Linked DNA regions of Homo sapiens: region 2 is linked to region 1. Evidence: chromatin loops called from intact Hi-C (ENCODE). Cell type or tissue: GM12878. All regions are shown on one strand.

What was found. A loop is a pair of places that touch in the nucleus more often than their neighbours do. Peaks named below come from ENCODE experiments on the same cell type or tissue, not always from the same donor. Only the 100,000 strongest peaks of a DNase experiment are listed, where the experiment ranks them.
Region 2: it touches region 1 in a loop (6-fold over the local background); 4 of 110 quality-filtered maps call a loop at or near these places.

Annotation. Positions count from the first base shown.
Region 1 is chr21:25,035,869-25,043,868 of GRCh38, reverse strand. The region is part of intron 3 of LINC01692 (long intergenic non-protein coding RNA 1692); the gene reads right to left. Among named protein-coding and RNA genes, the nearest start is that of LINC01692, 200 kb to the right of the region's middle. In GM12878, a CTCF peak has its summit at 3,920 (motif pointing right); a DNase peak (open chromatin) is centred at 3,908; H3K4me3 peaks cover 482 bases; H3K27ac peaks cover 227 bases.
Region 2 is chr21:25,381,946-25,389,945 of GRCh38, reverse strand. LINC00158 (long intergenic non-protein coding RNA 158) reads left to right here. Exons shown (of 5, transcript NR_024027.2): 5 at 3,608-4,126. Among named protein-coding and RNA genes, the nearest start is that of LINC00158, 46 kb to the left of the region's middle. In GM12878, a CTCF peak has its summit at 3,863 (motif pointing right); a DNase peak (open chromatin) is centred at 3,865; H3K27ac peaks cover 720 bases.

The DNA of each region.
Region 1 (8,000 bases):
TAGGGAGGGCCCTAAACCAAACTGACTGGTGTTCTCCCAAGAAGAGATTTGGACACACACAGAGACATCAGAAGTGTGTGTGCACAGAGGAAAAACCATGAGAAGAGGCAGCAACGGCACAGTCATCCGCAAACCAAGGAGAGGGACTCAGCAGAAACCAGCCCTTCCAACACCTTCATCTCAGACTTCCAGCCTCTAGAATTATAAATTCCTGTTGGTTAAGCCACCCAGTCTGCAATATTTTGTCATGGAAGCCCGAGCAAACTAATGCATAGATAAATAAATTACCTGTAAAAACACATGACACAATAATTAAATGTACATACAACAAACTAATTATATGTAAATATTTTGTGATAAATCGGAAGAAAAGATAGGAGAAATGTTCAACCTGGTTATGTTGTCTGTAAGCCCCTGGGCTTCTGCTGTTAGTGCTTCTATTGAAACTATGTTATTCAAATAAATTCTGAATTCATTACCTTTAAAACCTTAGTTAATGCAGGGATAAATGGAAAATATAAACTCGATTTCTGAGGAAAGATTACGAGCACTCTTATGTTAGTTATGTTTATTGAAAAAGAAAAATGGTTTAAAGAAAAAGGTTATTGAAAAGGAGAATTAGTATCTCCCTACAGATCATTTTTATTCATGTGAGGGAACACGGTAGTCAGGGCGAACACACCTGATCTTGAATTTCAACCATGCTACATCCTCTTTGGAAGACACTGGAAAAGAGCTTGGCCTCGCTGCCTGGATCATAATACTCAGGAGTATCTTTTCTTTGTACATAAAGAAACCTTTTAATACCTCACAGGCTTTTTGTTAGGATTACATGTATGCAGCATGTATGCACCATAACCTAATAGAGTATTTAACACACGCAAGCCATCAGTCTGCTTGCTGGTAGAGATATCATCTTTAAAAAACTCAGTATATGCATTAAGAGAAGTCCCTAGTGGGTGTCCTTAGAAAGATTTTGAGGCAGTTTAAAGGTGGAGAAACATTGTCTTCAAATACATAGTTAAATGACTTAATTTAAAAAAGATTTAAAAGAAAAGTTCAAAACTATGTACATCAGACAATTCATAATAAGTTGTGGATTTGCTATACTTATGATCCGTTATGCCACTTGTTCTTTTTGACACATTTATCTATTCCGTTGACTTTAATCAGACAATGGCAACTCCCTCTTTGTCCTCATATTATTGCCTTGGACTTTTCTAAAATTTCAATGAGGAAGACTACTTTAATCTTAGGAAATCGATAGCTCTACAACTGAGAAAGTCAACATTTAATTGGGTTGTATGTATCAGAGGATAAGTTTATTTTATAGAAAGAAGAAAAGTTATCAAGCTTAGTTATCAGAAATGAAGTTAATTAGTAAATTTCAGAGGTACTTTGGTAATTACTGATTTTAAAAAGAGAAATAAATGGACCCAGGGGAGAGAAAAAAGAAAGAGAAAGAGAGGGAGAGAGAGGGGGAGAGATAGAGGAAGAGAAAGAGAGAGAGATTGGACACAAGCAGAATTATGGAAATTTTATCATTCTTTTGACCACTGGAGTAAGATGAATTAAGTAAGACCACAAGGGAAATTAAGTTAGTAAAAGTCAGGTGTCACCTAAGGCTGGAGTTGTGTCAATGCCACTCCTTGTACCACCACCAACACCCTTACCATAAGGTGATTACAGTTAAATGAGAAAAACAAATGCAAATAGAATAAACAGCAACTAGAGGAGATGATATAAGTGGTCTAATGGGCACCCTTTGTAAAAAGTCCTGAGGAGGGGTCTAGAAGGGGTCTGTGCCATAAATAAAAGTGAGTTTATGAAATTAAAAAGAAAGCCTCCCTTGGATATAGAAAGATTGCCATGTGCTTGAGAGAGCTTCTGGTTAAAGCTCAAGCCTCGTGCTTCTCCCAGTGAGTTGCACTGAAGTCAGTGTAATCAATCAGTCATGTTGTGTGTACTCGTGGAGTCTTTAATCTTTCAGCATCACAGGCTGGGAGGAATGTTCGGGTACAAAATGGCAGAATCTCATCCTTCTGAGCATCTGTGTAAGGAGATTTGGAGAATTCATAGCAATTGCAGCTCCTTTGATTCAGCCTGGTCTCTGCCTTTGCTCTTGCCCAGGAAACCAGTTTTTATCCACAACCAGAGGGAGGCAATAGAGAAGGAAGATCCCCATAATGATTTGCATTGTGTATATTTTGAAAATGACTTTATTAAAAAACAATTGTAGAAAGCATTCTAGTTTTGTAAAAGGGAGAATAAATATGTATATGCATTTTCAGATCAATTTTATTACTTCATGCTTATGAAATTACATGATAACTGCCCTGCTTAGAGAAATAGTAAAATGTTGACATTGATGATCTTTAAATATAGATATGCCAATTTAGGAAGCTAAGTTTCTTGTGTTGACTGACGAATTAACATGGAATTCTGGGTTTTCTAGAGTGTGTTTAATATGATACAATTAAAGTATAATACCTCTGGCTAGTGTGAAATAGAGTGGGCTGTTAGGGAACATAAGTCAGGGACTGTCATGTGAAGCCCTCAGAAACAGATGGAAGATCCTTTGCAAGCCTGGTAACCCATCAAACCTTAGATACTTGGCTTTTTTGGAGACATCTTGTTAAGGTGTTTGGTTAAATTTCAGAAAACTCCAATTCCAATCCCCTTTGTCCAGCACTGACCACTAATTTATAGTAAGAAAACTCATCTAATACTATTTTAATGAAAGGCTGAAAAAAGCAGATGGGCACAAAGAAGTAGATTGCCAATAATTCAGCAAAAGTAAAGTGGCAGTTTTCCCTTGGTGGTACACAGAAAATTTTCCAGTTACACATTGTATTGTGCCCACTCGTAGCTGCCGTTCATGCTTCGTCTTCAAGTATGCAAAATAATTATGGAAAACAGCAGCCTCACAAAAGCCACACTTATAAAGACAGGCATTAAAACTACCTTTCATTCATACTTTTGCCTTGCTGCTGTTTGGAGTTCCTTGTCTAAGAGAACTTCGAAAATCTGTTTGGGATTCCTACCATTTCTTCAAATTCCTCAGAAGAACAATTGTATTCTGGGCAATATGATTAACGTCATAAATATTTCTCGAAGTGGCTACTATTCAGAAAGCTTAAACCCAGCGTAGGTATATGAAAGATAAGCATTGTGAAATGGAGATACTCAAATGAACTCACCTAAGTACTGGTAAACCCTTTGAGTTTTTAATTTTCATCTTTTTTACTTTGCAAGATGGCTGGAAAGTATGATGAGACTAAAAATACATTTCCAAAATAGGATAGATTTGCAAAAAAAAAAAAAAATAGTGTTTTCTCAGCTACATGTTCAATCCTGCAAGATTTTCATGTTTATCTAAGTTTTCTCACATGCCTCAGTTTTGATAACTATGCTTCACATGCAGAGAAGGAAAAAATTCAGGGCTTAATATTTTGTTTCATTTGTATCTTTTCCTTTTTATTTTTTTTTTGCTTGATAAAAGTGCTTACCAAGATCAGTCATGTTTCTCTAAAGGTGAAGACAGGAGGAAATGTGTAAACAATTGGTAGAACAAACAGGAGAGTTGCTTATTTTATTCCATCAATTACGGCGTCCCAAATCATTACAACCTCTTGCCACCTGTTTCTGTCATTGTCTCCTCCCTCCTGCTTCCTCCTTCTTCGGTTCCATTGTTGGAAGGGCTACTCAAAGGTTTCAGGAAACTAATCACACTGCACTGTTTTTAACACGTCTCTGCCCTGCGAGCCTTTCAAACAATTAGTCTCTTTGCAAGTGTTCAAAGATGTAGTACATTTTGCCAAGATTGTAAACTCTCCAGATTCCTTGCTTCCTGTTCCTGATCTACATTAACCCAGTCTTTTAAGGCTTTATTTCCAGTGGCTGATGAGAACAGAGACAGAAGATGGCACTGTTGACTCATTATCAAAAAGTCAGCAATTGCTTTAGAAAAAAAAATCTTCCATGTTAGAAAAACACAGTATTATTAGAAACTGGAAGTGAGACTACATATATAATGAAACCCAATTTTTGAATATTGTAAGAGGAAATATCAATTAAAAATTAGAGAAAGTAAACTAAGCAGTGAGAAAGTCTCACTGACTTAAATTTTCAGGAAGAGCTTGTTTCATATGGAATTCAGTTCTAGTTACATGCAGCAGAGGGATAAGATGAGATACTTGGGGTTTGGTTCAACTCCACTCTCACAAACCACAAGGCATTAGACACATTACTTAACCTCTCCCTGAGTCTAAATGTCCTTATTGTAAAATGGAGATAATAATACTTATTCTGTATGATCATTTTTTGCAATGAATGAGCACATAGTAAAAGTTCATTAATGCTGCTAGAATGTAAGTCTTTGATTATCTTGTTAATAACTCTATCAACACCAAATAGCACAATACCCAACCTAGAAAAGCTGTGTAGAAATTGATTGAGTGAAAAAAACAAAACTTAACTGAATTTTGTGTTAACTTACTGATGGTACTTAAACAAGAAGCAGGGCACATGTAAAAAATAATTAATTGGTTACCAATTTGATCGTTACAGCACTTGGCTATTTCAATCTGTCCTTTTTCTTAGGGAAATTTAATTATTTCCAATTAAACTATTGAAGATGTCTCATCATTAATAGGGAAATTTTTATATAGATTTTCAGAAGCACTAGCAGACAGCTATTTTATTTAGACAGGCAGAAATTAAAGTATTGTTTTTTAATATTCTCTTCTATTTCTTATTATAATTGTAACCATTATACCATAGCCTACCTTTCCTTTGAGAAATTTAAATGGGAAAATAACATATGGTAGAATATTTTGCCCCTCTTGTTTCCCTAAAATTTAAAGCAAAGACACATTATTTGTGCTCAGTCTACACTAATTAAACATGAATATTTTACATTAAGATACATAGAAATGAAAGGCTTACTTATCCTGTAATATTTTACGTTGTCATAATATTAACTTTAAGCATCAGGAGTTATTTAGACATCATTAAATGTATACATGTTTATTTTCATAATCCCTATGTATGTGATAGAGCTATTTAGCAAAAGTCAATTTTCTCTTTTGGGGCACACAGCCAGCCTACTTTCTTGGTCTTCTTTGCATTTGGGTTTGGACATATGACTAAATTGCAGAGAATGGAATGTGCATGAAAGCAATGCATGCCGTTTCTGTATCGACTCTTGTAGGAAGAAAGTATGCTTCCTACCCCAAAAGATCTGTATTTCTTTGTACTCACTAGATGCAAATGACAGATAGACCCTAAAGGGTACAGAGCCACAAAATGGAAAGAATCTGGGTTGATGAATCTCCACATAAAGGAATTCATCCTTTGCTTAGTAACTGCTAGGTAAGTGGGAAATCAGCTTCTCTTTGTTCTATTAGTTTTTATCACCCCAAATAATATGCCTGTAAAAAATAGTGAGCTAGCAATCACAGCATAACATATGATTTACTGTCACTCTTTAGAACATTCTAGGCTAAAATAGGGACACCAAGTAATAAGTGCCTTTTGACAGAAAGGCCAGGATGCTCTGCTCATTCAGCTAATCAGCAATTCTATATAGTATACGCTCACTTTTCATTAACTTATTTTTTTAATTAAAAATACCAAATAGTAGCTCACTGAGTGTTAATATTTGGGTACATTCGCACAGATATCTGGGCTTCACCTCATTATGTTTCTACTCTATTTCCTCCATTAATCTGTCCAATGGAGGAAGGATATTTAAAATTAAAATTGATGGCATCCACTTAAACTTTCCAAAGAGTGGGGAGTGAGGGGCATAATATTTATTTCTTATTCATTACTTTTTCTTCTTCTCTCAGAGTTTAAGTGTAGCAAGAAGGGAGAATTAGAAATCCTATTACAGTATTTTTTTTTTAACCATAGAAGAAGAGGACCCAGAGAGGTGACATGTTGAGTGAAACACAATATTCAGCCTTTAAAGGTACAGACATTCTTCATAAACCTTGACAGATGCATCCAAATGTTTTTGGTGTAATTTACAGTGAGGGTCACATGCTGATTCTTTTCCATTCCCTGCTCCTCACTTCCTGCTCTGTGCCTCAGGAGAATGGTTCATGTAGATGCTGTCTTTCTGGCTTCCAGTTAGACTTAGCTAGGGGGAAGTACTTGCAGAAAGTGGATGATAGAAGGGGAGAGAGGGCAGGGTATCTCTTCTCTTGCTCACCCCCTCTTCTGCACAGGATTTTGGAAAGCCCTGATATGTTCTCTAGCACCTGGAGCTGCTGCCATGCATTCCTTTCTTGCCCTTTCAGTCTTAGGGAAGGAATGGCTTCCTTGCTTTGCCAATCCGTGAGTGTTGCTGCCTCCATTTTTGCTACCTTTAAATAGTCGAAATGGTTGACCAGCAAATGGACACCACAGCATAACCAAGTTGCCACATAAATGTAACTATAACATAAAGCCTGAGAATCTTGGGTTTAGAAATGAAGAGCCATTTCCACAAATGAAGCAAAAGAAGAGCAGGCCTTCTTTTTTTCCATGACCTATGGATAATTTTGCCTAATAATACCATCTATGTAAGAGGGCGATAAAGGAATAATAAGGTTAGAAAAAAAGCAGACCTTCTGTTAAAAATAGACCTTTTTGATAGAAATTCTTTAGCTGAGGTAACACAATGTCTTTTGTCTCAGGTATTATGGTATCCAAAATTGAGTGATAACCCATTAGGGATAGCTGAAGAAAATAGAGATCTATACTGAAGGCAAACGCTAATGTGTTTAAAGTATCCTGAGAGTGAGACCCTCTGCTTTCTGGCAGTTAGCAGAGGTTGTATGTGTTAAAGGCAGCTGGGTTTGTCATCAGTTAAAAGAAACAAGAGAACAAGAATGTGATGTATAAGGCAAGGCAAATGTTCCAGTATCACTTCCCAAAAGTATACAGCCTAAGAACAAGAAAGTCTATGGTTTTGAGTTTTGCAGGCAAAATGGACAATTTAAACAACTTCAAGAGAGCACCTTCTATAGTTTGGGGTTTATGATACAAAACCTCAGTAACTAACTAACTAACTTTGTGCTGGGTGGGGGCTTGAAATTTTTGGTGTTAGGTTTTCTAAAAGACCTTAACCTTTATGAGAGACCTATTAATATTTTAAGGCTTTAAAATGTTATTATGTTTGAGAAAAATAACTATGCAGTCTGTATGGCTATAAAGATAAACTGGAGATCAAAATGTCATTAATAGATAAAAACTCAAATTCAATTTTAGATAGATTTTTAGAACAGTGAAGGCTCTCCATAGCAGCAATAGGAAGCTATGTGAGGTGGTGAACATTTTAGTATTACGTATGGTTTAGCAGAAATAATATGGTCAGGGAAATAAATACAGGCATCGTGGTTGAACTTCATGGGATTAGGCTAGATGATGTAAAGGTCTTACCTCATTTTAAGATTTTATAATTTTAAAATTTATATTCCCCATACTGAAAAATATTATGCTTATGTATACCAGAAGGCATAAATTAACATACACTTCACGTATCTCACTATTATGATTTTTTGATATTACATATAAAGTAGGATCCATAAAGTGTAAAGTTTCAGACAGAGTTTATTTTTAGTTGCCGTACTTCTTTTCTTCATATTTGATGGCATAATTCCTATTTCAAATTATAGCCATTTAAGACTTTGCAAGGGAGTTAAGCTAGAAATTTTTCTGTTTTTAGGATACTATATGCAAACATGGAGGCTGTCAAATAAAATTTTGGAAGCTGAGAAATAAAAAAAAATTACTTTTAAACACAAGGAATCTCATGGAGTTAAAATGAGCAGTTTTGTCTCTTTCCCAGGCTTTTGGACATCACTGGGTTATAAAATTACTTTTATACTTTAAAGAGAGAAGACTGACATAGGGTTGTCGATGTTGTTTTTCAGCTACATCTATCTTAAAGAAAAGTGAATATAAAATAACTAAACTTTATTGCCACCATTTCATATAAAAGGAGAATCTTA
Region 2 (8,000 bases), 350 kb before region 1:
AATGCCTCACGATCATGGCGGAAAGCGAAGGAGGAGCAAAGGCACATCTTACATGGTGGCAGGCAACAGAGCGTGTGCAGGGGAACTGCCTTTTATAAAACCATCGGATCTCGTGAGATGTATTCACTATCAGGAGAACAGCACGGGAAAAATCCACGACCATGATTAAATTACCTCCCACTGGGTCCCTCCCTTGGCATGTGGGGATTATGGAAGTTACAATTCAAGATAAGATTTGGATGGGGACACAGCCAAACCATATCAAAGGTATTTGGATCCTGTTTAAATATATGTTATAAAGTCTTTGCTAGTTTAAAGGGAAAAGAGAAAAAACTGATGGCAAAAGGAAGCCGATGAAAGGGGCCATATGAGGAGACTAACCAAAAGGAAATAGTCAATTAAAGACATTTGGAAAATTTACCTAGATGGAGTACTATAGGATTTGGACACTCTGCTGGATACTGAATACACAGGATTAGGATAAAATCAATGCTGTTGAAGAATAACTGTAATATGCAGCAGCTAACATTTATTAAGCATTTATTATATACTCATTTATGTATTACAACAGCCTGACGAAGTAGGTATTATCTCAATGCTACAGATGGTGCAGTGAGATTAGGTAACTTGTCCAAGGTTACACAGGTAGCCAGTGAGCCCACTATAACATGCTGTCTCCTTAAGTGTTGTTAGGGAGAAATATGATTTATTAGGCAGTGTTGGCTGAGTTATGTGTGGTAACATATGACTCCAAAAATTTTAGTAATCTATAATAACACAGTTTTTTTGTTTGTTTGGTTTGGTTTTGGTTTTGGTTTTCTGTTTTTTTTTGTTTTTTGTTTTCTTTTTAAATTTCATTGCAGGACAGTTGCTCTGATTCATTTCTGGACTTCAGTGGAAGAAGCAGCCCTTATTTAGGATATTGTTAGTCTTTGGCAGAGGGAATACAAAGCAATGGAAGGGTGATGTGATGGCTCCGAAAGCTTCTGTTGGATGTAGAATATAAAGTTTGCTCACCTTTTTTAATCCAAAGTAAGCCATGCGGCAAACCTGACAGTGGGGTGAGGAGTGAAATGTTCCCACTAGGGAGGGTCTTTAGAGGGCCCATACAGAGAGTTTAGGTTCTTTGTCTTTTGTTTTTGTTTGTTTTTATCGTGTGAATCTTTAGCTTTACAAGGAAGAGAATCAATGAATGGTTGGTCTGACTTCATTTCACACTGAGGAGTTAATAGTATGACCCAAAAAGTTAATCCCTACACTGTCAGTTTGGGAGTGGCAGGTGGCAGAGAGTTACGCACACGGGAGACAATGCAAGGGAGGGCGCTACCTCTCATAGTGATCAGTAAGGGTAGTGAGACAGCCAAGTGGAAAGGGGTCCACAGAGAAGCTTCAGGCAGCCTGCACACTGGGAAGAGTGAGCACTGGGGTGGAGCCACAGAAGTTTGCACCGTTTGCAGTGGGGAGGAGGCTGACCCCTCCTCTTCCCGGGTGGAAACCGGGATTCAATCTGTGAGGAGGGAAGCATGTATAGCAGGACTCTCTCTCTGCTGAGTCCGTTTCCCATTTTTTCCTTTTTGCCCCATAAATTCCATTTTTCTCACCCTTTAAAGTGTCTGTGAGCCTAATATTTCATGGCTGTGTGACAAGGACCTGGCTTTTAGGTGAACTAAGGAGAAAATCCTACAACAGTAGGACTAGGGCATAGCCAAAATCCAAACACAGCAAAATCCACACAACCAAAATCTTTGCTAAGCAAGGCACCTGGGAAAAAAACCTGTCTCAACAGTAAGTCAGGCCACATCAGACATAAGCTAAAGGCTGGCCTGAGTGAGAGCTGGTAGGGAAGGAGAGATGAAGCAAGATGATAGGAAACAAGATCTGGTTAGGGCTGAAGGTCAGTTCAGCTATCAAGGGCGGGGGAAGCCAGTTTTTGAGGAGGTCACTTCAAGCCTTGAGTTCCTTTGTCTAACCCCCTGTTCTCCTGGCTGTTTCCCATTAATTTTTGGGGAATGTGCTATGAACTGATGGGCACAGATGTGTGTAAAACAGAGACGGTTATAGACAGTCCTATTTATTCAAATGTGACAGGATGATGGACCTAGTCATATCCATAGAACCAATTATAAGCTAAACCCATGCAGGTAGTTAGGTGGAACAGACACATTTAAAAACGAAGAGCACTTTAATTCTTGAATTAATGTTAAATTCAGCCTGAATTTATTGGATAAATGTCTCATTTCATGTAAGTAAATCTAACTAAAGACTTTAACTAAATCTAACTAATGACTCTAACTAAAGCTATTTCCACAGAGATGTAAATTGTTCTTGATGAATACAATGAAAGCAAGTAATAATCGCTTTTTGGAACTTAGAACAAATTCACTTCAGGTGAAGGTTAAGCACTTGAGAATAAGACAATTATTTTTCCTTTCAAATACTAAAGAGTTGCAAAAACTCTGGTGATAAATTGGAACATTTGGGAAATGAAGGCAACAGTAAGATTTAATTTATTGCCCATGTGTAAGAATTCTAAGTTTTGCACATTCCTTGTAATCTTTTCCTATATACATGTAAAAACTGTGTAATTACATAGTTTAAAATTTCACTGTAATATAGCATGTTCCATAAATGATTTTTCAGGTTCTAGGACAGTCCTTATGATTATAATGGTTGCAAAATAGTTCACTGCATAGAGTTAACCTAATTTAATTTATTATTTTTATTATTAAACATGTAGTTTCTTTCAGCTTATTATCATTATTAACAATACTGCAGTAAATGGCCACATGGAACCTACATGTTTCTTTGTTTTGGATTTTTTTCATTGCAATACATGTCCTAAATTGGGATTACTGGGTCAAAGGTTATAAAATTTTAATGACTATGCAAACTGACTTAAAAATAACTACAAATAATTTAACAAAAACATGTGGGTATGTAATCCACTGAATTCTCGCTTGCTTTAGAAATTATATTTAAAGGTCACATAAATTGACTAATTAATATTGTAGAAAAAAATGATACTTTGTGTTAATTTGTGTGTCTGAATACTTGTGAGGCTAAACACTGTCCCGTAGGTTGCTTTAGCCAACAGAAGGAGTTATAATTCTTTCATTCGGTAATTGGACAAATATTTTTTGAGCGCCTACAATGTGCCAGGCAGTTTTTTTTGTTTGTTTGTTTCAGAGCACACAGCAGTGAAGTAAACAAACTCCCTTGCCCTCATGGATTTTATATTCTATGGTAAAAAAGACAATAAACACAATAAGTATTAAAATTATGTAGTATGTTAGAATAACTGCAGTAAAAAATAAAGTAAGATAAAAATAATAAGGAGTTTGTTAGCAGAAGTTGCATTTCTAAATATGGTGGTCATTGAAAAACAAACATTTGAACAAAGACTTGAAAGAGGTGGAGTAGGTCCCATATGGTATCAGAGGAAAGTGTTGCAGCCAGGGATGTTAAGTTGTAGAAGACCCTAAGGGGACCATGTGTGAGGTGTTGCAGGAGAATCAGGGAGGCCAGTTTGGCTAGAGTGAAGTGAAATCTTTGATGTGATGAAGTGATGATCTTTGATGAAATCTAGTAATGCTTATTTGTTTCATAGGAGAAAAACAAGGAGAGAAAAATCTAAACCCAGCAGAAGAGAAAGTTTAAGAAAGCGGTCGTCGCCAATACCAAAATTAGCTATGATATTCAGGAAGAAAAAAATGGAAACACGATAACCACAGTCAATAAAGACCAAGGCCACATTCCATTGACCAGAGCTCAGCCACGCGCCACACCTGGCTAAAGAGACTCTGGCTGAAGAATTCCCTGAATATTTTAATGTAGCTCTAGGTTATAACACAGAACAACCACAAGGTGGCAGAAGAACTCCATTCTTGTAAATCTCTTAGTTGCTTCTTTATTTCATCTTCCCTATTCCATCTAATGTTCCCTGAATTTTACTATTTTGTTGGTTTGAAAATATGTGTGACTTACGTCCTTTAAAGGATTTGGTTCGTAAGGTTTTGAATAGACTGGAATATAAAACATTTATAGAAAAGAAAAATACCTACAGTATGATGTTAGTGAACTATTAATAATCCAATTAAATAAAATATATTTGCTTTGGATTAATACATATTTTGTTTTGATGTTTGCTAAATAAAACTAAGCATTAGGAGGCCAAATAGCCACAATGAACATTTTCATATTATTTAATAAGCCAGTTTCAAGGCATACATGCTAAATTTGTTCTTAAGGAAAAGTTGAATTTTTGCTTTCATGAAATTACAAACTCTAAGGCAATTTTACACGTGTAAATCCAATGTGTTCTGAAGTTTAAAGTGTCAAAGGCTGTTGGATTTAAACAGATCTTGTATGACTCTCTGTTTCATCTCTTCAGAGGTTGATAGTAAGCAACTTTGGCAGCAACTCACAGCTTCTGCTGTAACATGAGGCTAATAATGACGACTTTATAAGGTTGTTGCAAAGAGTCAGGGATGCCACAAGCAACGTTCTTTATATATGCAGAATTTTAAAAATAAAGTAAATAAAAATATTCCTTCCTCTATTCCCCATTTTTCTAACATTATTTGCAACTGGTGTTTTAATGCAAGACCAAAGGCTAAAATATACATGTAGCTAGCAGAATCAAAACCTAGATCAGATGTTCAAAAGCATCATGCTGCTAAAAGATTTCAGAGTCTAAAACCTGTGCTCACTCTTCTGAAACATCTTTCCACTTCCTGTTTAAAAAAAAACGTGATATTCTTTGAAGCTCATTTTTTGGGCTTCATGTGTTGTAATTATACATTTGTTATATAGGGTATATGATGACTTACGCTCTAAGGTATTATTCAGTACATTGTAGAAAAAGGAGAATAAAGAATGTTGTTTGTCAGTAGGCAGCTCTGTCCTCTTTATCCTTGACTGTAATTTACTAAAGAGCTGACAAAATTACAGCACAGGCAGCAATTCACCATATTACCCTGCAGACAGCCAAGAGACTGACATTGAGATGATGCGTTTTAACTTGGGTCCATGTAAGGAACCTGATGGGGTTATATGAATTCTTTTCTGTACTATGAAAAAATGAAGTTGCTAATAAGAAGGAGGTACAAAAGTGTGTACTCTGCGCAAGGCTACTGATAAAGATGCTACAGGGATGCGTGGAAACCCAATATGTAACACTGAAATGGCTTTTGATTCATTTGTATTTGGTCTCAGACAAGAAAATAGATTAAGAAAAGGTCTGAAAAAATGGAGCACTAGGAAAAATGATAGGAAATTTTGTGTTGTTGATAGTTATCTAATATGAAATACACGTTTGTAATATTTTGACATATATGATTTAATACAACTATATTTTGTAATAAATATCTTTAATTCTAAGGATTGAAAATCTTAAAAGGATCTAAATTTTATAGTTATAGCTGTTTTGTTTCAATAGGCTGATGGACTTGGAAATTCCAGGTTTCTTAAACATATTCGATGAACTTGAAAAGCAGGGGGAGATACTTTCAGATGGCCTTGAATGGGAGCGGGGGGACCCTGGATTTCACTGGACACATCTTTCTTCCTTTCTTCTCTGTAGTTTGGGACCTCTTCTTCTCAACTAGTCAGCAATTATAAGAATGAAAATTACCAGCCGGGCGCGATGGCTCACGCCTGTAATCCCAGCCCTTTGGGAGGCCAAGGCGGGGGGATCACGAGGTCAGAAGATCGAGACCATCCTGGCTAACACGGTGAAACCCCGTCTCTACTAAAAAATACAAAGAATCAGCCGGGCATGGTGGCGGGTGCCTGTAGTCCCAGCTACTCAGGAGACTGAGGCAGGAGAATGGTGTGAATCCGGGAGGCTTATGTTGCAGTGACTGCACTCCAGCCTGGGCGACAGAGCGAGACTCTGTCTCAAAAAAAAAAAAAAAAAAAAAAAAGAATGAAAATTACCTTAGCAGCTATTCAGAGTAGGTCCAAAAGATAATCAAATAAAGAAGATTTCAGTATTCTCAAGGTGGAAGAGACAATGTCTTTGCATCTGCAGTTGGAAAGCCTGGAGTAATCTCCTTCCACTGTGGAAATCCCTTCTGTCCTCAAGGTCTCAAGCATATGATACCTTCATGATGGATTTCCTGACTCTTGGAGTTAAAACGTTCCGTCCCTTGCCTGCACTCACGTAGCCATTAGTTTATCAGGTGTTACATCCTCAAACAGAGCTGCTAGGCCACGTGTGCTCTTTACATACAACCTCTGACGCTGGCTAATGACTACTGGGCTGGCATTTTTCTCAATTCTTAAGAAAAACCAAAACCAGTTTGGTTTTCTTTTTAAGTAGTGGTAAAATAGACATCATGTAAAATCTACTATTCTAACCATTTTTAAGTGTACAATTCAGTGGCATTAAGTACACTCACATTATTATGTAATTATCACTACTCAACAGTTTTTTGTGTGGATTTTTCAGGGTTTTCTAAATATATAATCCTATCATCTGTGAACAGAGATAAATTTAATTCTTCATTTCCAATTTTATTTCCTTTTTTAGAACTTCTAATATTATGTTGAATAGAAGTCAGAAAAAAATGTGTGATTATACTTCTATGAAGCACCTAGAAGTCAAATTCACAGAGCTAGGAAGTAGAATAGTCTACGAAGGGCTTCGGAGAGGGGTAATGAGAGTTATGGTTTAACGGGTACAGTTTCAGTTTGTGTTGATGAAAACATTTTGGGCATGGAATATGAGCTTTTGTCTTAGGTTCTGATTTCAGAGAAAAATGGCCAATATATGCTGCTTTTGTTTTGCTCATGGCTAGAAAACTGGGGTCTGGGAACCAAGGGATGGAAGTGGGATTGGCCTTTTTCACTATCACTTCCAGTGATACACTTTGGGAGAATATTCATCTTCACAGCCTTAGGATCTTCCAGAATAAAATGTCTGGTTTCTCATGGGTATAACACACCTATGGGAGGACACAGTAAGAGTTCCAGTGAATGAAGCTACTCTACCCCTGGTCACTCTTGAATCCCCAAATCAGAGGATCAGTAGGCAAAAAGGGGGTGTTCTATATTGGTAGGATAATTGAGTCTGATTATTGCATGAGGACTGATGTTGCATCATGGTATCTGGTAGGAGTAGCTCTGGAATTTGGAAATTCACTGGGTTATCTTTGGATGCCTCCATGTTCATTGACAACTATAAATGAGAAATTGAGCAACCTTGGCCCAACCAAGATGAGACAAATAAAAACTAAGGTTTCTCAAGGATGAAGGTCTGGGTTATCCAACCAGAAAAGCCTCGAGCTGCCAAAATACTGGTCAAGGCAAACTGAAAATAGATGATGAAGAAGATTGATGGTGGATATTAGTTATGGCCTCAGGTTGATGACAGCATCAGGGACTGGCCCATCAATCCTTTATACTATGCCCCTGTAGACACCGGGGTTGGTTGGAGATTGAAGAGGCCTCTGTAACACTTGGGACTTAAGAGAAGCCATGCCAGACTGCTGCTTTTTGTCTTATATTGAAGGGAAATATCCGTGCTTGAGTATTCTACTTGATTTTTTAAAAAATAGCAAAGTTATCATTAAATCATTGCTTGTTATGAAATCCAGCCATTGTCAGCTATGAGAGTTGCCGGGGTAGGGCGTGTTTGAGTATGTACGTGTCTGTTTCCTTTGCACTATTTCAGTTCTAACCCTTGAATTGCTAATTGGGGGAGGGAATGGCCTCTTTTTAGATTGTCCTTGTTTTGACTTATCTGCCAAGGCAAAAGAATGTCAGAGGGTTTGCCACACAGTCCTGCAGGGACCCCTGCACTTTGCCAGGATTTTTGTGTCAAATACTTTGTTTGGCCAAATTTAGAGAATAGTTTAAAGGGGGAAAAAGCTTGCATGTGATATGTCTAAATATTATGTTAGAATACTTTTAAATAATATGCTGTGATTGGAATCTTTCTTCCTGAAGGTTGCGGAGCGTGCTGAGACAGTGCAGCTGTGTCTCTGCTCTCTGCATTC